4 separate regions of the Mus musculus genome follow, and regions 1, 3 and 4 are each linked to region 2. Evidence: chromatin loops called from intact Hi-C (ENCODE). Cell type or tissue: gastrocnemius. All regions are shown on one strand.

The links. Hi-C counts contacts between places; a loop is a spot of excess contacts. Peaks named below come from ENCODE experiments on the same cell type or tissue, not always from the same donor. Only the 100,000 strongest peaks of a DNase experiment are listed, where the experiment ranks them.
Region 1: it touches region 2 in a loop (3-fold over the local background); 7 of 42 quality-filtered maps call a loop at or near these places.
Region 3: it touches region 2 in a loop (5-fold over the local background); 4 of 42 quality-filtered maps call a loop at or near these places.
Region 4: a loop joins it to region 2, with 2.0 times the contacts of the local background. A loop is called at or near these places in 3 of 42 quality-filtered maps.

Annotation. Positions count from the first base shown.
Region 1 is chr3:52,265,563-52,270,562 of GRCm38, forward strand. It overlaps Foxo1 (forkhead box O1), which reads left to right and starts at 2,775. Exons shown (of 3, transcript NM_019739.3): 1 at 2,775-3,860. The coding sequence starts at 3,240. In gastrocnemius, a CTCF peak has its summit at 2,887; DNase peaks (open chromatin) are centred at 2,416, 2,759, 3,220, 3,624 and 3 more places; H3K4me3 peaks cover 4,097 bases; H3K27ac peaks cover 4,196 bases.
Region 2 is chr3:52,526,643-52,531,642 of GRCm38, forward strand. All of the region lies in intron 1 of Gm30173 (predicted gene, 30173), which reads left to right. Among named protein-coding and RNA genes, the nearest start is that of Gm30173, 12 kb to the left of the region's middle. In gastrocnemius, no CTCF peak of the experiment used is centred here; DNase peaks (open chromatin) are centred at 2,733, 3,940 and 4,112; H3K27ac peaks cover 4,422 bases.
Region 3 is chr3:52,594,759-52,599,758 of GRCm38, forward strand. No RefSeq gene overlaps it. Among named protein-coding and RNA genes, the nearest start is that of Gm40047, 17 kb to the left of the region's middle. In gastrocnemius, no CTCF peak of the experiment used is centred here; no DNase peak of the experiment used is centred here; H3K27ac peaks cover 1,373 bases.
Region 4 is chr3:52,581,883-52,586,882 of GRCm38, forward strand. All of the region lies in intron 2 of Gm40047 (a long non-coding RNA gene), which reads left to right. Among named protein-coding and RNA genes, the nearest start is that of Gm40047, 4.2 kb to the left of the region's middle. In gastrocnemius, no CTCF peak of the experiment used is centred here; no DNase peak of the experiment used is centred here.

The sequences.
Region 1 (5,000 bases), 260 kb before region 2:
TCACTGTGTGAAACAGGCTGGCCGTGGAACTCAAAGAGCTCTGCCTGCCTCTGCCTCCCTGAGGGCTTGGTTTAATGGCTGTGCCACCACACCTGGCTTGTTTACATTTTCCACTAAAACGCCTTTTATGAAAGTATCTAATTTGCTTTTTTAATCCTCCTTTTCTCTTTCTCTTTTTTTGGGGGGTAGGGGTGGGGGTAGGACCTCCTGTAGCCCAGGCTAGTTTGGAATGCACCCTAAACTCCTGATCTTCCTGCCTCCACATCTGAAGGGCTATCTTTCCTGTTTATGCTAGAAGCCAGGGCACGGTGTATGCTCAGCAGACACGATACCATCTGACAAAGTCCCTAGTCCGGTTTTCTTAATCTTGTAAGTGAAGACTTCACTCATCTTGGTGGACTTCACATGACTAGAATTACCACGATGCATGGTTAGCAGGAAGAAGACATACCATCTACGACATCTACTGATAGATACACTGGTATTATAGGATGCTTATACTTTCTGCATTGATAATATTGATGGGAAGCAAGAAGTGTCATGTTTTACTATCTAGCAATTAAAGGAGGCCAAAGAGACCCTCCACATTTACTTCCAACCTTAACATTTTTATAGGGCTATCAGAAAAGAATGTTTAACCTGACATAACTTCTATCAAAGGCTGTATCTTTCAAAATTCCCAAAGCACTTCGTGCCTGCTTTCCCAGAGACTCCGATTTTTGCACATGTCTCCATACTTGTTAAGGGTGTGAATGGTCGTTCTTTACAGAATAGTTTGTACCAGGCAAAGGCAGGGAACCAGTAAGATGCTCAGTGACGTCCCACGCTTCAGTAAACTGACTTCACACACCACGAATAATCACCTCTATGAACCGTTTAAGGTGCATCTGTTATACAAACCTTTGTATTGGGGGCATTGATTGTGCAGATTCTCTGACTCTTTTCTTTTTTGGTCTTAGCATTGAGCTTAGGGTCCCACTCTTGTTAAGCCTTGGCTGTATCACTAGCCTATACTATGACACTTATAGAAACAGTTGGGGACAGTGGCCTTAGAGAATTTGAAGATCTGGGGAAAGCTTTAGGAAAACTCCTTTAACCAAATGCTCTCATCGCAACAGTCCCTGAGAAACCGAAACAGAAATGAGGCGAAGGCCAAATTCACAGCTGGATTTCATCGCCAAGAATGGTCCTCTAGTGCTCCGCCTATTTGTAGGGTGCGGCTGTCTGACTGTGGGCCCACCTCGGCAGAGTGTGATTACAAAGGAGCACCAGAGGGTTGTTCTTTGTGGTCCTGCTTAGGCTCATCCATTTACTCGAGTCTCCCAGCGGTTGTCAAAGCCAAATTTTGTAGTCAAGGTGAAGAGACAGTTAACCAAACTGTCCTCGGCACCTCTGGTTCAGGATCGCCACTCAAAACTTTTATCAGTAGGCAGCCGTTTCAGAAAAAGGGATTATGAATAGGGGAATAGGGGCCTGGATTAGCGAGACGTTAGAGACAAAGTGGAAGGAGTAAGAAGGCTGGTTTTCTTTTGGAGTCTCATTTTACATAGAAAAACTCCACGTAAGAAAGAAGAGCGAAGTACAACCGCAACAAGACATTTGGAGCTGCGTTTTTGGACATATTTAAAGCCCTAATATGCATCTTCAATTCTAAAGCATCCTAGCCAATAAAAGAAAATGCCACCCATATTTCTTTTTTTTTAAAAAAGAAAGCAAATCAGAGGATCAAGCGAGGGAACATTTTCTTCTATTCTGTAAGGCAAAAAGAACCACTGTCTTTCTACCTTTGGCTCCGCCGGACGTGTGTTAGATACGCGGGTCTGGGAGCTCACTCTGTGAGTTTAAAGAACTGAGGGGCGGAGCTGTGCCCCAACACTTGGGGCTTATCTCCTTTTGCGACTTCAACACCTCATCGCTTCCATGCTAAATAAAAAAGAAATAAGCAAGCAGTTAAACTTAATTAGGGGTAATAAAGTGACAAAGTTGTCTCTAAGCGCTCCTCTGACTCTTTAGCCACCACACCGGTCCTCAGGAAAAAGTGAGATTCCCGTGGCAGAAAAGCGGTTCCCATAGAAGACGTCGGATCTGAGGCGCTACTGGAGCTAGGTGCTTGTGCAACAGTGTTCTCCCCGCGCCGCACCTCTCTGGGGTTCAGGATGAGTGGAGGCTGGGGGCTGGACCGAGCCGCAGAGGCTCGTCTTGCAGGTGTGCACAGGTAGGGTGGGAAGCGGTTACTCCGGAGCCGCAGAGCGACGGGTCTTCACCGAAGGATCTGCGCGCCTGGGGCGGCCAGGGCAGATGCCAGCTTAAGAAAACATTCCTCCAAAACAAACCCCACCGACTTCCCGAGAGCTGCGCGAAGACGCGTGGGCGGAGCGGGCTTGAGTGGAATCCACGAGGCGCCCCACCGCCCACGTCGCGTCCGGGAGCGCGCAGCGGCCCCGCGCCATCCCGGGAGTCAGGGTCTGGGCTCTGCCTGGAGTACTCGATTGCACTCTGTAGTAAACAAAAGTATGGTAGCCGCCTCCACGCCGGTTTGCCTCCTAGCAATCCGATCGCTGAGACGCCAGAGACTCAGAAACACTTGAGAATTACAGAAAATAATAACGGAGATTGGAAAAAAAAAAAAAAGTGTGTGAGAAAGAAAAATACCCCACCGCCCCCCACCAACCTACTGCCGCCTCCCGAGGGAAGGCAGCGCCCGCCCAGGCCCGCGTTCATTGGCTGCTTCGGCGGAGACTTCGCGCGTCCATTGGCCGCGCAGCCTGTCAGTCAGGGGCGGGGCGGCGCGCGCGCCGCCGCGGGCGGGGAGCCCGCTGCAGATCCCGTAAGACGGGAGTCTGCGGAGTCGCTTCAGTCCCCGCCGCCGCCACATTCAACAGGCAGCAGCGCCGCTGTCGCGCGGCCGCGGAGAGCTAGAGCGGCCCGCAGCGTCCGCCCGTCTGCCTTGGCGTCCGCGGCCCTTGTCAGCGGGAGCGCGGTGCCCGAGCTGCCGGGCTCCGCGGCCTGGTCGGTGCCCCGTCCTAGGCACGAACTCGGAGGCTCCTTAGACACCGGTGACCCAGCGAAGTTAAGTTCTGGGCGCGTCCGTCCGCTGCGCCCCGCCGCGCCTGACTCCGGCGTGCGTCCGCCGTCCGCGGCCCCCCAATCTCGGAGCGACACTCGGGTCGCCCGCTCCGCGCCCCCGGTGGCCGCGTCTCCCGGTACTTCTCTGCTGGTGGGGGAGGGGCGGGGGCACCATGGCCGAAGCGCCCCAGGTGGTGGAGACCGACCCGGACTTCGAGCCGCTGCCCCGGCAGCGCTCCTGTACCTGGCCGCTGCCCAGGCCGGAGTTTAACCAGTCCAACTCGACCACCTCCAGTCCGGCGCCGTCGGGCGGCGCGGCCGCCAACCCCGACGCCGCGGCGAGCCTGGCCTCGGCGTCCGCTGTCAGCACCGACTTTATGAGCAACCTGAGCCTGCTGGAGGAGAGTGAGGACTTCGCGCGGGCGCCAGGCTGCGTGGCCGTGGCGGCGGCGGCTGCGGCCAGCAGGGGCCTGTGCGGGGACTTCCAGGGCCCCGAGGCGGGCTGCGTGCACCCAGCGCCGCCACAGCCCCCACCGACCGGGCCGCTGTCGCAGCCCCCACCCGTGCCTCCCTCCGCTGCCGCCGCCGCGGGGCCACTCGCGGGACAGCCGCGCAAGACCAGCTCGTCGCGCCGCAACGCGTGGGGCAACCTGTCGTACGCCGACCTCATCACCAAGGCCATCGAGAGCTCAGCCGAGAAGAGGCTCACCCTGTCGCAGATCTACGAGTGGATGGTGAAGAGCGTGCCCTACTTCAAGGATAAGGGCGACAGCAACAGCTCGGCGGGCTGGAAGGTGAACGGCCTCTGGGCGGCCCTGGGGGGTGGGGTGGGGATGTGTTGGGGCCGGCGGAGGGTCGGCAGTGTGGGTGTTCGGGGCCCGGAAATGATGGGCGCACGGAGAGAGCGGGGCGAGAAATGGCAGGTGTGGCGGGGGCTTCCCGGAGACCCAGAGCCAAATTTGGACCAGGTGCAGGCGAGGGACTTCTAGAGAGACCCGGGCAGGGCTCGTTTGGGAACTTAAGTGAAATGGCAGAGCAGGCGTGAAAGTTAGCTTAGTTGTTGGAGCGAGGGGTTCGCTTCCAAGGTCCCTCTCCATTTGACACTCCAGACCTCCTGCGAGGGGGTCGGGCGACTCCTCCACCCACACGCGCACCCACTCTCCCGACCCTCGGCCGCCAAGGTTTCCCCGGGACCCGACCGCGGAGGTGCGGGGCGCACTGGAGACATCCCCCACCCCCACGCGCGCGCACGCAGGCGCGGGGCTCCCGCAGCTTTTGGGATAGCCAAACGCGCAGCTGGCTGAGCCGTGTGCGGGCCAGCGGTTGCAGAAAGTTGCGGAGGCCGGGGCAAATTTGGTTTTAACCAAAGTGGCCTGGGCACTGAGCAGGTGGTCGAGCGTTCCCACTCACTGGGTACGGTTTCGGACGCGCGCAAGTGGGTGGCCAAGGCTTTTAGGCTCTGGGCAATCTAAAGTTCAAGTGTGACCCTTGGCCGGGGCGGGAGCAGGCGAGGAGGGAGGGACCGGGTGTACAGGAAGCTAGAACCTTTAAAGGGCCAGTGCCTCCAGGCTGGGAGGCCACACTTTTTGCACTCAGAGAAAGGCTTCCACAGTTGGGCTGGCTTGGGGAGGTATGCATTTAATTGAAAGCCGAGAGGCTGCTGTGTGTGACCAGATTATGCGTGAGTGTTGGGGAGTGATTTACCGTAAAGCATGCAGCTACCCACGACCGGGCAAGTCTGGGAGCCCTGAAGTGAGTATTTGGTGGAAGTCTTAAGTGCTCACTTGGGGAATTACGGAAGACCTTTTTGCCTCGAAGGAGGATTGGAGACTTATAAATTAGGTGTTTAAGGCCTTTGTTTACCTTTCCGGTGGGAGGGAGAGGACAGGTGACTCAGTGTGGACTGTGGCATCCCTACCAGTGGAGGTTGGGGT
Region 2 (5,000 bases):
GATACCAGAAGCAGCTGAATGGAACCAAAGAAGAAGGATACAGGGCAGAGAGAAGACCGCATCAAATCACAGAAGCTTCCCGAAAACACTGTACTGCCACTTAGAAGGCAAGTATGACTTTATAGAAAAGGTAAACTAGAGAGGTTAGGGAGTGGGGTAGAGAAAAGAGTGGGTGGGTCTGTGAGAAGTCCATGGTGAATCTTCATTGTCAGCCCAGAAGGTTAGTTTGGAAATTGGGTCTATCTTTGCTGAAATGTAAACCGAGGAAAAGACTCCTAATCTGTGGGAGAAATCCTGTTGGGATATTACTTATGTGGTCGATCCTTATGGTGATCCTTGGAAAACTTGATGTGGGAGAGAACACAGATAGGGCAAGAGCAGATATGCACTGCCTAAGAAGGGACAGGTGACAAAAGGCAGGGCAGTCACGTAAGTTCCTTTCAAGTTGATTTCCACAGCACCGAAGTTAAACACCCAGTTAAAGGTTGGACTTCTTGTGGGAGGTCAAAGGGAGCCAAAGATGGGTGACTGCCAACTGTCACAAAGCTGGGAAGATAAACAACTGGCCAGATGTTCTGGAGAAGACCTGTGTGACAACCTGAACTCATGCCAGTCATCGAGAAGGATGAATAAACAACAGCCAACGGGGGTTGGGGGTGGGGTGTCTGGGGGGGGGGGCGGTCGAAGTCCTGGGTCGTCCCAGCTGTCTTGCCGATGCGTGGTACACCAAGCCACTCTAATGATGAAACCTAAAACGATTCTCGTTTCCGGAGTGTCAATAAGAATTTGGTAGCAAAACAAAAGCTTAGCAAGGAGGTGAAAGAGAGCCCTCTCAGGAGCTAGTTGCAGCCTGAAGCTGGATGTTCCAAGCTATGATTGATAGAGACTGGCTCCAGGGTGCAGCCACCCTGGAACATCCTGTTCCTGTCACTGCGAGAGCTGGAGGCATTAGCAGCCTGGTGATATTGACTTGGTTTTTCTCTCCTGGAAGGCTGGCCTCTTTAGCTTCTTTCAGCATCCTGGGACTGCGCTACACAGGCTTCTTGGCACCACCCACAGACCTCTGAGCCCTCAACAGCCTCCCATTTTACTACTATGCCAAGAGAGTTAACTATATTTTTTTGTTTTTTTTTTGTTTTTTGTTTTTTTTTTTTTTTTTTCTTTTTTCAGCCAATAGCAAGTAGCTCTGGACCATGTGGTTGTCTGTCTATCTGTCCCTCAGGGAAGTGCTGGGCAAGCAATTAGCCACTGTTCTGGCACCCACTGTGTGACCAAGATGGTCTTGGGTCAATGTCTCTCATCTGTGCATGCTTCTAGGATAGTCGTCAACTGTGGAAGAAGGGTCTCTGGGACGTGAGCAACCCTATAGAGGATTGCTGAGATGGGTTAGGGTGAGGGGTGAGGAGGGGAGGAGCCGGAAGTGGCCTAAGTAGCAGGATGAGAAAGGAGTCAAAGGCTCTTGACCCCAGCAATCTCAGGGATCACTGGTGACAAAGGAAGCCATTGTCCCTTAGAGGTGTTGTAGGAGAGTGAAGCCAGAAGATAGAGCAGCCATGTGCCAGGGTTAGGACATGGTGTCAATAGGAAGTTGACTATTAATAGAGACCTGGGGCATTGGCAGGAGAATTGGCTGAAGGAGGGAGCCCCTCTGCTTTGGGGAATTGAGGGAAAAAAAGCAACAGAGAACAGGCGCTCCAAGAGGCGCCCCCAATGTTATAAGGCCATGGAAACTTGACGAAATAACACTGAGTCCTTGCTTAACATGTCTTGCAGGATGATTGATTAGAAAATACAACTGACAAGAAAGTACAGTTTAGGGAATAGTTCCTTGATTGAATAGGTGATAGAGCCCCCCAGCCTCTCTCCTCTCTTTTTGTCTGTCTGTCTGTCGGTCTGTCTGTGCCTCTCTCTTTCTCCTTTATTTTTCAGCTGAAAAAAAAATGCTTGACATTTGACATCATTCCTTTGGCTCAGCGTCCTGTTCCATTTTCCATAACTAGATGTCATCTCAAACCTAGAGCCAGCGCCTGGGTAGGAGCTTCTGCTGTCCCTTGTCTTCTGATACTCCCAGCAGCTGCCTTCCTTGTTTGTGTCCCATGACTCCCAGATACTCTAGAAATTACCACTGGGGTCTTTGGCCATGAACTGGGCTCACTTATTAAAAGTTGGAAAGTTGGAGCGTTGGCGAAGCACAGGATGAGAGCCCTATAAAAAAAGCTCCTCTCGTGTTTCCCATTTTCTTCGACTGTAGGTTGAGGACATAAACAAGCACATCTTCAGTACCAGTTCTGGACAATGTGGCATTTTTATGAATAACCATACTATGGTTATAGCAGAATGTGCTGAGAACACTAAGAGGCATCAAGTGCTTTGTGAGTTGAGAGGAGGAGAGCTTTCCTGTGCGTGTTGAATTGTAGGAAAGTACAAATTGTACCAAGGGAAGATAAATAATCCATTCCCTTCATAGTAATATAATACATAAAATATTATTGACATGCCCGACAATGCTGATACCTCTTGGGTGTTTTGAGAAAGTCTGATGTATAAATAACCATGGGTTGGTAGAACTGCAGAGTTTAGCGTGTTAGTGCTGCAAATAAGCTTGGATCACATCCAACTCAGCCTCCACTGTTTGCAAATTTATAAACAGATGTCCAAATAGGTTAAGTCAGTTGCTCAAGATCACGGCAGGAGCCAAGGCAGGGGCAAAGGTTAAGTCCCCTTACACACTCTCCCCAAAGACCTTCTCACATGGGTGGGGTGACATCAGCTATGTCTTGTCTACTAAACAACATATTCTGAGTTCTGTACGTCTTTCGACTGGGAGTCCCAGCTCCTATCGGAGTGCCCTCAGAGCACCTCTGGAACACTTCCACCTCTTCTTACTGTGCAAACTGTGTGACACTTTCCAGAGAACTTAGATGACCCAGGGGAAGAAAAGCAGGATGATGAGCAGGGACACGGATCGCTTTTGTCTTCATGTTAAGAACAATGCTAAAGATGTTTTTGTCATAGAAGTTGAGGATAGAGTGTGGTTGACCAGAGGTTGTGGGGAAGAAGAGAGACGGGAAATGGGAGAAGTGGGTCGATCATGGGTACAGCGTTTCAAGTAGATAGGAGGGATGTTTGGTTCTTCTACACAGCAGAGTGACTGTAGGTAACTCAATGCGGCATATGTTTCAAAACAGAAGAGAGGGTTTTCAGCAATGTTCTTAGAACAATAAAATGAAAAATATTTGAAATTATACATATGCTGATCATTCCATTATCCCTACACATTGTACAGAGGCATCAAAACATCTCAGTACCATCCAAATGTGCACTTTACTATGTGTCAATCAAAAACAAAGCTAAAAAAAAATCATCAGAAAGAAAACATTGGTAGTTTTGGAAGTAAAGATCTGACAGCTTTGACCTGTCTCCTCCAGACTGTCTGGGCTCTATGGGCCCAGCCCACATTCTCTCCTCTTGGAGATCTCTCATACTTAGCAGCCCCGTGTCCAGACTCAAGACTAGACACCAGCCAACACGTCTGCCTTCTCCTCAGTGAGGTTTGGTGGTTCCCGTGTCTGTCATCCAGTCTCTCTTTCCATCTCTTCTTTCTCTGCCTTTCCTCAGACTGCCCAATTTCTCTCTCCCTTAGGTAGACAGTATTTCCTTCTATTTTAGCTTCATTTCTCCTTCTGGATCTCTTATAGCCCATATGTATGGTGGCCATGTACCACATACCGACTTCCTTTTAAAAATTTTGAGTTTCAATTTAATTTATGTATCTATGCATGTGTTCACGTGTGCACGTGTTTGCATGGACATGGAAGAGCCAGAAAACAACTTGGATGTCATTTCTTAGGAGCACCATCTGCCATATTATTGTTGGCTGGACACTCACTCATGAGGCTAGGCTGGCTGGTTAGCAAGTCCTGGGGACCTATCTGCCATCACTACCTCTTCCGCACTGGAATCACAGGTTTGTGGCACCATTCCTGACGTTTTTGTGTTGGGGGATTCTGGGGGTCTGATCTCATGTCTGTATGCTTGCAAAGCAACCACTTTATCAGCTGAGATATTTTCCAAGTTAGTCTTGTTGACTTCCTTTCAAAGTCTGCCACCGGGCTTCTGGCTCAGCCTGGCCACCTGCCCCAGTTCATTCGCTGTTCTTCCTGCTGCCTTTGAATGGCTCGGTAGGCACTGCTGCAGAGCCTGATCCCTTAGTTAGACAGTGGCTTATTGATTTGGTCAAGTGTATCCTATGGATCAATTGTACTAGACTAGGGTTATCAGTGCAGAGCATGGCCACTTGCAATTTTCCTTAAAATATGATTTATCAAAGGTATAATTAAGCTCAGATTCTCTGGTGCCACACTCATTGATTCCAGAGAATACCTTCTCCTTCCATGATACCAGCAATGGCTATATTGTCCCCTCACCCCCAGGCCATTTGATTATGAAGCTTAGGTGGCACTTCTGCCTCTCTGCCTTGCACTACTGCCCCCTCTCTGGCCTGGAATCTGTCATGAATGTTTCTGTCAGACTCAGTCCATTGTCTTGTGCAGAGACTGCCTGGCATAGAAAAAGAGATTGGACATAGCTTCAGTTTAACTATTCTGGTGAACTTTTAGGGCTCCTTTGAATGGTGGAGGACTTAAGATCTAAAGCCTGGATATGCACAGAAAGGATTTCTCCTTAAAATGATAGTCTCCACCATTGTCACTATTCCCAGAACTTTTATGTTGGGTATTTCACATATTTTATCTCATATAAGACTAACAACCCTTTAGGGCAAATATCATTCCCCTTTAAGAGATGAAAAGAGAAACCTCAGAGAGATTATATAGCTTCCCTGAGGTCACAGGACTGGTTTCTTAGACCCAGAGGTGCCTAGGGCCACCTCTGATATCAGTTGTCACTGGCAGAATGATGAAACAAGTGTCCCAGGCTCTTCTTCAGCCAGAAGCCATTTCATTCCCGAGCGTTCATAAGCACCTTTGTCCTTGGTTTGC
Region 3 (5,000 bases), 68 kb after region 2:
CCATCTTTTAAATGTGTTTGTTATTATTCTATGGTGTGTAACAGTGTGGAAAGAATGACACGGTTAATATATTAGTATGCTCTTCAATCATTTTTATGAGGCATTTGCATCCTTTTATGCAACACCTAATTGACAGTTGGCCCTCCAGTCCTCTCCAGTGGAACTGCCTATTAAATGAAATTTATGGCCCCCGATTTTTAAGTTGGTTAAAAAACATGAAATAAAAATATACTTTAACTGATACTCAATGAAATCTTTTTCTGGTAGAAAAAAGAAATCTCATTTCAGAAAATAGCTCTTTATTCTGCAGTCGAGAAAGCACGTTGAGGGCGTACTGTGCTTCTGTGTCCGCATGAGATGCACCTCAGTGCTTCTTTTAGGTGTGGGTACCGTGCCTGCTTGAATACGCAAATTCCAACCTTGCTATTGCACTTCTGAAGTGTTGCAAAGGACTGACAGAGAAGGTGGGGGATGCACATATATCTGCTCATGGAATATCTCAGATCTCTGGTGCATACTGGCTTTCTCATTTCATGGCCTTTCTGCAGTGTCAGCTCCAATGAGAAAGTGATCTTGTCTTGTTTATGGATGTAACCTCTAGCTTTTAGTAAGCAAATCTTCACAAATTTTTGCTGGATGAATTAATGAACCAATATACTGATTGCCTTGCCTTACTGTGATTCTGATATAATTTTTACTGTTCTAAACCCGTTAAATATTTAGTATACAAATCAGTGCACTTATAATGATGCTCAAGAATAGATGCTCATTTATTTTCAGTAAGTGAATGAGCCATCGCAGGCTAAGAACTGTCACCCTCTTCAGCTAATTGCTGGTGAGCTTCATTAGGTAACCGTGTCTTTGTAGCAACCATCATCCTACCTTGAGACTGCCAGTAGATCAAGCCTTGGGCAAATGCAGAGCTGAATATATCCTCATAGTCTCAATAGATGAAGCGAATGTAAAATCGCTTGTTCTTTCTCTCTATCTCTCTTAATATATCATCTTATTTTCTGTCTTCTCACATAACTGAGCAGTGTATGGATATTTCTGTCCCTTGCTTCTCTCTGAAACCTAAAATCAAGTCAGTGGATTCATGTATAAGAGCCTGTGATAGTGTCTTAGTTAGGTGCTATTGCTGTGAAGAGATACCATGGCCACCACAACTCTTGTAAAGAAAAACATTTAATTGGGGCTGACTTTCAGTGACAGCATGCAGGCAGACACGGTGCTGGAGTAGCTGAGAATTTTAGATTTTGATCCATAAGTAGCAAGGAGAGATTGTGTGCCACACAGTCATAGATTGAAGCCCTGTCCCCACAGTGACACACTTTCTCCAACAAGGCCATACCTCTTATAGTGCCAAGCATTCAAACACATGGATCTATGGGGGCTAGTCCTATTCAAACCACCCCAGTAGTTTTTTTCTACATTTTTGTTCAAGCTCTTTATCCAATGCCATTCAGATTTTCTGGATTCACTTGACCCACACGATTTCAATGTGAGGCCTTTTATCTTAGAAATATTATGGAAAAAGAAGACGTTCACATGTGTGACAAGGCTGGTCTTAGAAATCTATGAAGGAAGCAGGGAGCCCTTCCAGAGACACATGCTAGGAGCAGGGTAGGCGAAGAGGACTACAGGCTGTAACGTTCTTTCTCTGTATCTTCCTTTTCCTCCTTCAACTTATACCCATAAGAAAAAGCAGATTGCAATACTATATAATAAGGAAAGTTTGCAGGAAGACAGGTGGGAACCCAAGATGGGAAGGAGCACCTGAGTTCAGTACTCTTGCAGAAAGGAAATTATATTCTACATAATTTCTAGGTAGAGCAGGAATTTTTACACACCAAATAGGTTAGGAAACCAGGAACATCCAAGATAATCAGACCAGCAGCAGCAGCAGCAGCAGAAAGGACTAAAGAGGGAACAGGGCCATGTCAAGAAGTGTGGGACAAAACTTTGAAGGGATGGAAAATTAGATAAAAGTTGGACTTATGACTTATGAGAAAGTGACATACAAGTTGGGGTATAATGTTATAATTTACTAGCTAACTAATTCTAGACAAACTATTAAACATTTGAAAATCCCCCAGTAGAGTGGAGGGGCAATGCTTCAGCTAGAGGTCACAACACTGAGGTTCAAAGTAAAGGGAGTGATGTTTTCAACCAATTCTTTCAAAAAATATTAATTTAATAGCCAGACTGTGGGGTTATTGAGGGAGCCAGTGCTCTAGTCTCTATGACAGTAGTTCTGCACCTGTGAGTCTCTACCCCTCTGTGGGTTGTATATCAGACATCCTGCTCTAAGAGTTGATATGTTAGAGAGTCTGATCTCTCTCTCTCTCTCTCTCTCTCTCTCTCTCTCTCTCTCTCTCTCTCTCTCTCTCTCCTCTCTCTCTCTCATACACATACACACACACCAGCTGGAAGGAAGGACATGATGTGGTTTCAGGTAATGATAATTGCTGTGAAGGGAAAGGATGAGGTGAAGTCTGATGAGACAAGTGCTGGAGAGCCAAGTCAATGCTTTAGACCAGCTAGGGGCGTGATCAGAGATGAAAACTGGGAGTGGGCACACTAGGCCTGAAGAGTCAGAGAACTAGGCTTGCAGGGGTAATAGCGATCCTATGTTTGAGGGGTGGTATAAAGGCTAACATGGGTGACTCCAAGAACGAGGAGTTAGGCTCCTGGAGACAGTCAAGACAGTTTAATGAGAGATGGTTATTGTTGTGTTTTTACTTATTTTCTCTAGTCTAAGGATAACCAGAAACACAAATTAGGATAGGGCTAGGACACAAACCAGTTAGTTTTCGAGGAGACAATTGTTGTATTACAAGAATGGAGAGGCCAGACAAGAGACTGTACAATATTTTAGGCAAGAAGTGGTGGTGGCCTCACCAGGATGACTGCTGAGAAGCAGCAATACATGCATGCTTTATTCTGTATACCTAGTTGACCAGAAAAGGATGCTCAGAGAGCAGACACAGTGTTCCTTTTGAGTGTGTCTATGTGGTTGCTTTCAGGAGTTAGCATTTGAATCATAGACTGACTGAGGAGCATCACCCTCTACAACACAGGCCTCATTCAGCCTGTCGAAGGCCTGGAAAGGACAATGTGATGGACAGGAAAGGAATCTACTTCCTGTTTCATTTGCAACACCCACCTTCTCAGGTCTTCGTGGGGACATCACCCTCATACACGCCCTTAAACTTGGACTGTGACTTACACCGTTGGTTTCCTTTGGTTCTCAGGCCCTGAGCTCAATCAAATCAAAACATGCCACTGGCTTCTGTGATTTCTCTGCTTGCACAGTTGATGAGAATCTATCTCGTCCATAATTTTGTGAGCCAGCTCCTATAATCTCTTCTCTCTCATCTCTGTATTTGTCTAGTATATACACAAGCCCTCCACTTCTATATTGTATATCATCTATGGTTCTTTTTCTCTGGAGAACCCTAACTAATTTATTAATTTATGGCTGGATTTGGGACATTTGGAGTGTCACCACACAATGTTGATCAATCGCACATGATCTTAGGTAAAGAGGCTAAATAAAATCTCAGTATTTGCAAGGTTCCAAGCATATTCATAATAGATATTAACATTTTATGACTTGGTATGCAGAAGGGAAGCTTGAAGGTTTTGATGTTGGAAATGGCATGTGACTGCGCTCCAGTAAGTTAATTAGGTAGTATCATTAACAGGGGGAGTGGAGGGTATGTGCCTAGTGCCTCTCAACTTAAATGCCTACATGAATTCCCTGGAGACCTTGTCAATACAGACTCAGGTATATAGGTTGTGGATGAGACACAGTAGTCTACATTTCCAACAAGCTCCTAGTTGGTTCCAGAGTTGATTGGCTGGTGTGTCACATTTGTGATAGCAAAAAAAAATTCTTGGGATTGTATCTGGAGAAAGCTAATTGTTATTTACACTGGGCTGGGAGTGTGAGTATAGAGAAGAGAATTTTTCTTCTACAGTGGAGGTTGAGACTGGACAACAGAGAGGAACTAAGAAGAAAAGCAAAGTATAGCATCAAGGTGTAAAAGAAATGGCAGGATCAAGAGCAGACACTAAAATCAAGGCTGGGGAAGGAATTTGCTAGTCACAACTATTTTTGTTAGGCAGCAGCTTGGGCCCTGATGAGAGTTCAGGGGTATCAGATCCCCATGACCTCGTCAGCTGTGTGTGAAGAGATGAAGTACCATGAAGTACCAAAGTCCCCATTCTGCTGTGTCTACTGAAGGTTGTAGCACAGAGTCAGCACGCATCTGAAGAGACCATGGTGAAAGCGGTGTCACCTACATCAAGCAGTGTCGTTAGGCCAGAAATCAACAAATCATTTTGGAAATCAGGAATGACGGTGCCTTCTTTGACCATGGTATCTGAGCCAGTTTCTGCATCAGTTCCTGATTCTGCCTTCAGGTATTGATGATTCAAAGCCTAGGGACTGTCACTCATACTTTAAAGGTGACAACAGACACAGTGGCCCACATGACTGAGCACTAGGTAATTAGCAGTATGCTAGGCATTTGAAGAATATAATTTCACTCAAACTCACATGCTGGCAGAAAGATCATATTCTTATTATCCTGGCTCACTCAAAACACCACGTCTTCTAATACCCTATTTTTTTGTTTTGTTTGTTTGTTTGTTTGTTTGTTTGTTTTCCGAGACAGGGTTTCTCTGTGTAGCCCTGGCTGTCCTGGAACTCACTTTGTAGACCAGGCTGGCCTCAAACTCAGAAATCAGCCTGCCTCTGCCTCCCAAGTGTTGGGATTAAAGGCGTGAGCCACCACTGCCCGGCTAATATTTAATCAAGGGACATGGGGTTTTTTGCACTGTTCAGTAGTTTTTTAAGCCCTCAGTAATGTGACAGACTGGATTGAGATCAAAGTGGCTCTTTTTAAAAAAATATTTTAATATGATTTCTTTAATGTATATGAGTACACTGTCACTGTCTTCAGACACACCAGAAGAGGGCATCAGATCCCATT
Region 4 (5,000 bases), 55 kb after region 2:
ATAGTCTAAGTATAATCAAACTGCAGCTGCCTCCTCACTTTGTAGAGAGCCACCTGCAGGCATAGCGGTATTTGTACATAAAAATAATTAAATATAAATTGCAATCTCACACTTAACATTTAAGATGAAAGGGCAGTTCAATGGAGCATAAATAGTTTTCTCTTTTGTAATGAACTAGGATGGCTGGTATTGTGTTACTGAAACCTGGTCATGTCTTTTCTACATTTAAGCTACACTGTTCCACTTATACTGAGGCTGTACTTACGCTGGAGAGAAATTGATGAAAGGGCAGTAATACACCATCATTTTAGGATTTTTAAGCTTAGATTTCCAAAGCCCAAATGCCCATAATCACTATTTGTTTAGTCTTCTTGCTATACTAAGGTATACATTTCCATTCTTTCTTGATATTTTCACTCATTTATTTTTTTCTTTCTTTGTTCTTCTCTTTTCTCACCCTCTGTCCCTCTCTGTCTGATTCTCTCCCTTTCCCTCCATCAGTTCAACTAAACCCTAGGCTCTAATACTACTTCATGCATCACATCCTTCTACTGTTGTTGGGTCTTTGCTGCTGCTGACTCTGTCCTATCTAAACCGCATTGTTTCCCCTACTGTCTTCTAATATATAACTGAGTTCTCTGAAAGTCATGGTTATTATTCTAGAAGAAAACAATCATTAGTATAAAGACAACATATGTTTTATAGCTATATATGTTGTTGGCTGACTCAGCTTTCCTTTTTCAGTCTCTCTCTCTCTCTCTCTATCTATCTATCTATGTATCTATGTATCTATCTATGTATTTATGTATCTATGTATCTATCTATGTATCTATGTATCTATGTATCTATCTATCTATCTATCTATCTATCTATCTATCTATCTATCTATCTATGCATCTATCTATCCATATGTATCTATGTATCTATGTATCTATCTATGTATCTATCTATCCATATGTATGTATGTATGTATGTATGTATGTATGTATGTATCTATCTATCTATCTATCTATCTATCTATCTATGTATCTATCTATCTATCTATCTATCTATCTATCTATCTATCTATCTATGCATCTATCTATCCATATGTATCTATGTATCTATGTATCTATCTATCCATATGTATGTATGTATGTATGTATGTATGTATGTATGTATGTATCTATCTATCTATCTATCTATCTATGCATCTATGAATCTATTTGTTATTATACTAAAGAGCAATGTAGGTATAGATTAATGGGAAGCATAGCTGACTGTACTTGGCACCTTATGCAGCACTTTCCCAAAATACTGGATTAAACAACTTACTATTATTACAGGAATGATCAGGCTGTCCTCAACCATAGACACCTACAGGCTCAAAAGAGTACCATCTACTACTCTGTTGTGAGTTGCTCTGTTGCTGTTTGCTGTTAATGATGTTAATGTTTGATTCTGATGTTAATTCTGCTTCCTCAAGAGTGTCTGCCCCTGACTAGGAGTAGACCACGTCCTCAGGTGATCTCATGTGAATCTTCTCCCCATTCTAACTGATCAAATAAAGACTAGAGCCTATGATTGTACAGTGGAAGGGAAAGATGGGACTGGAGAGCAGAGGCAGGTGGGGAAGGAGGAGAAGAGGAGGAGATGGGAGAGGGAGGAGTGAGAGGTGGAAGCCAATATGGAGCCGAACCACATGGCCAGGGAAAACTGCAAGTAGCAGAGGGTCTCATGGCTGAGGAATAAGTGAAGGTTGGTGTTTTCTATATAGGCTCATTGGGGTTGGAAATTACTGCAACACTACTCAGCACTGACTACTTGGGAATGCATTGTGCTTTTGAGCATGTGAAAAATCCAAAACTTGCTGAGAGATGCTTCAGTCTGAGACCAAAGGCTTCAAAGGCTTAAAGTCTAATCGCAGGCTTTGAAGTGACTTGATAGTGTGGTGACTGGAAACTTGGCTTGCCATGGGGGCTGTATTATTTCAGGCTTCAGATTTCCATTTCCATTGCAAAGCAAACATGGCACCTAGTGCTCTGACTTATCCACATTATCTTTGCATTCAGAGAGAGAGAGAGAGAGAGAGAGACAGAGAGACAGAGAGAGAGACAGAGACAGAGAGAGAGAGACAGAGAGAGAGAGAGAGAGAGAGAGAAGGCGCTACATTTTCAGTAAACCAAAAGACCCAACTGATTCCGTTTGTTTTGTGTTCAGGCAACTTGTATTTCTCTTTTCATTTTGTTGTAATCACAATGACTTTTATCATTGTTTTTGCTGTTGCCAGATTGAATTCTAAAAACAGTCACAGTGTAGTTTTGCACTGTGGTTGAAGCCATTGTAGTTCACTCCATAGCTATGTAACCTCTCTCTTTTGCTGTAGATGCATTGGAAGGTGAGCCTCCTGCCTTATAGACTCACTGGCTATTCCCTTGAGACAGAGTCTCTCGCTGAACTTGGATCTAGGCTGATGAGGAGCAAGTGCTAGGGTTCCTCGAGTCGCCCATTCTCATTCCTACGCACCCCTGGCTCACACCGGGTGATGGGGTTACAGCCATGCATGACTGTGCCAACTTTTTGCATGGGTGATGGGGATTTGAACTCTGGTCTTTACACTTGCACTGCTGGCATAGGGAAAGTTGCTGTCCTATCTATTTGACCAATAAATATGTCTATAAAATAGGAAGTAAGGCTTCAGAAAATGTCAACCCTGACCTTTCTGATCCTTGTGGGGGAGTTAATGCATCCACATATGCAAACAGGTGGTGCATTTCAGCTGAATTCTTCCTCAGGAACTTCCCCAGCGAGGCTTGTTTAACAGAGCAGGTCTTCTCTTCCCAGGACCACACTTCACTGTAAAGAAAACACCTCCTGTAGGTTAAAAGGAATTTTGTAGGAAGTACTTCACAATCCAATATTGATAACTATTAGTAACACACAGTCAAGAGGGCATTTGAGCAAAGTTGCAAACGTATCTACAAACAGTATCCTCCGTATTATGTCTAGCTTTGTTCTCCAAGTCAAATGTGTGACTCTGAGGGCCAGTTTTGTGTTTGGCCTTCACAGTGTTGGGAGGGTCTAGAGGAAATGCCAGGTTTCAGGGGAACCTGGGGTTTGTCTCAGTAGGCCTACTTACTGTCTCCTCTCCTCTGTGTTCTTGGCATTGGCAGTGGATTTCTGCTTGTGTCTCTTCCTTCCCCACCCCTCTAGGAAGCCAAGTTACCAATTCGGCTTTTACTTCACCAGAGGGAGGAGAGCTTTGTTACCTTCTCCTCATGTTCCCAGAAGACAAGCTAATTACAATCAGTGTGCAAATTTAGGAATTAAATAGAATAGTTTGCCAATTTCTTCTTCTTCTTCTTCTTCTTCTTCTTCTTCTTCTTCTTCTTCTTCTTCTTCTTCTTCTTCTTCTTCTTCTTCTTCTTCTTCTTCTTCTTCTTCTTCTTCTTCTTCTTCCCTTCTTCCTCTTCCTCCTTCTCCTCCTCCTTCTCCTCCCCTTCCCCCTCCCCCTTCCCCTTCTCCTTCCCCTTCCCCTCTTCCTCCTCCTCCCCTCTTCTTCTCCTTCTTCTTTCTTGTGCTCTGAAGAACCAGTGACCTAGTTTAGAAACCAAATAATTCCTCTTAATTAGAATGAAATATAACTCTCAGGAGTTAGACACTGGCGAGTGGCTTGAATTCATGGCTTGAATTCAGCGAGCATCTGTGTGTATTGTCATCTCTGTTCCAGAGCAAGCCTCCTTCAGTGCTCCTGTTTCCTCCGAAACACAATGTCTAGAACTTTGCTGTTTTTTTTTTGTTGTTGTTGTTGTTTTGTTTTTATAAATGATTGTGTGTGAGAGATGTGCCGGTGTCATAGCATTCTTGTGAAAATCAGGGGACCACTGTGAGGCAGTTTCTCAGCTTTTATATGGACGCCAGGTTTGAACTCTAGTCTTTACCTGCTGCACCAACCCGTCAGCTCCAGGATTAGGGATGTGTGTACATGTGCCTGCTTCCTCTTGCAGACTGCATCTGTAGAGAGTTTGTGTGTTCTCTCACATTACCTACTGCATGATTTTATTATCACACGACATGTTAACTTAGTGAAGTGAGTGTGGTCAGGCGCTGGCAGCTCTGTGCTAGGTTGATCAGAGAGATAGGTGATAACTTCTCACTGAATTTGCTGAGATGTCATCTTGAAGATCAGTTCCTGTCCCTAGGCTCCGAAAACTGTTACATATAGGCGGTGCAATAAAACCAAAGGCAATCAGAAGCTCAGACAGTCCTAGCAGAAGCGAGTGACCATGTGACTCACACAGATGTGTGTCTCTGTCCCTCTAATATCACTTAAAGCAGCTTTAGCAAAGGTTGAATTTTCCAAATCTGACTAGCTTCCACTAAGACAAGCATGCTCATTGGAAATTTGGATTGATGAAGAAAAGAAAGCCAGGCATTCTATTTTCCCCCTTTAAAGTGCTTGTGAGTCACATGCCTATAAAATCTGATACAAGTTTTTAAAAATTTAATGGTAGCCCATAACAAAAAGTCATGGTAAGAAGTTTTTAAATATTTTTTATTTATTTTATGTCTCCATTTCTTTTCTTTTTTTTTTAAATGCATGTATGTGGGCCTGTGTGATGTGTATATAAGTGCTGGTGTATGCCTGCCACAACACTTGTGTTGGTGGTCAGAGGACAAACTCCATGCCAAGCCTCACTTCCGTATCGTTTGTCCCTGTCATCTGAGACACCACACCAGACTAACTGGTCTGGAAGCTTCCAGGCCTCCAGCTGCCTCTGCCTTCCAAATGACTGTCGGGACATGAGGCCTGCAGACAGGTATTGCCACTTCTATCTTTTTTACCTTCTGGAGGTTTGAACTTAGAGCCTCATGCTTGAGCAATAGCTGGCTAACTCACGGAGGCATCTCTCCAGGCCCAAGAAACCTATTTCTAATTTTTAAAGTCCTCTTTTGGGTATTTTAGTTTGTAACTGAATCCTTAGCTTATAAACTAAAATACTCCTGTTTGGTTTTATCTA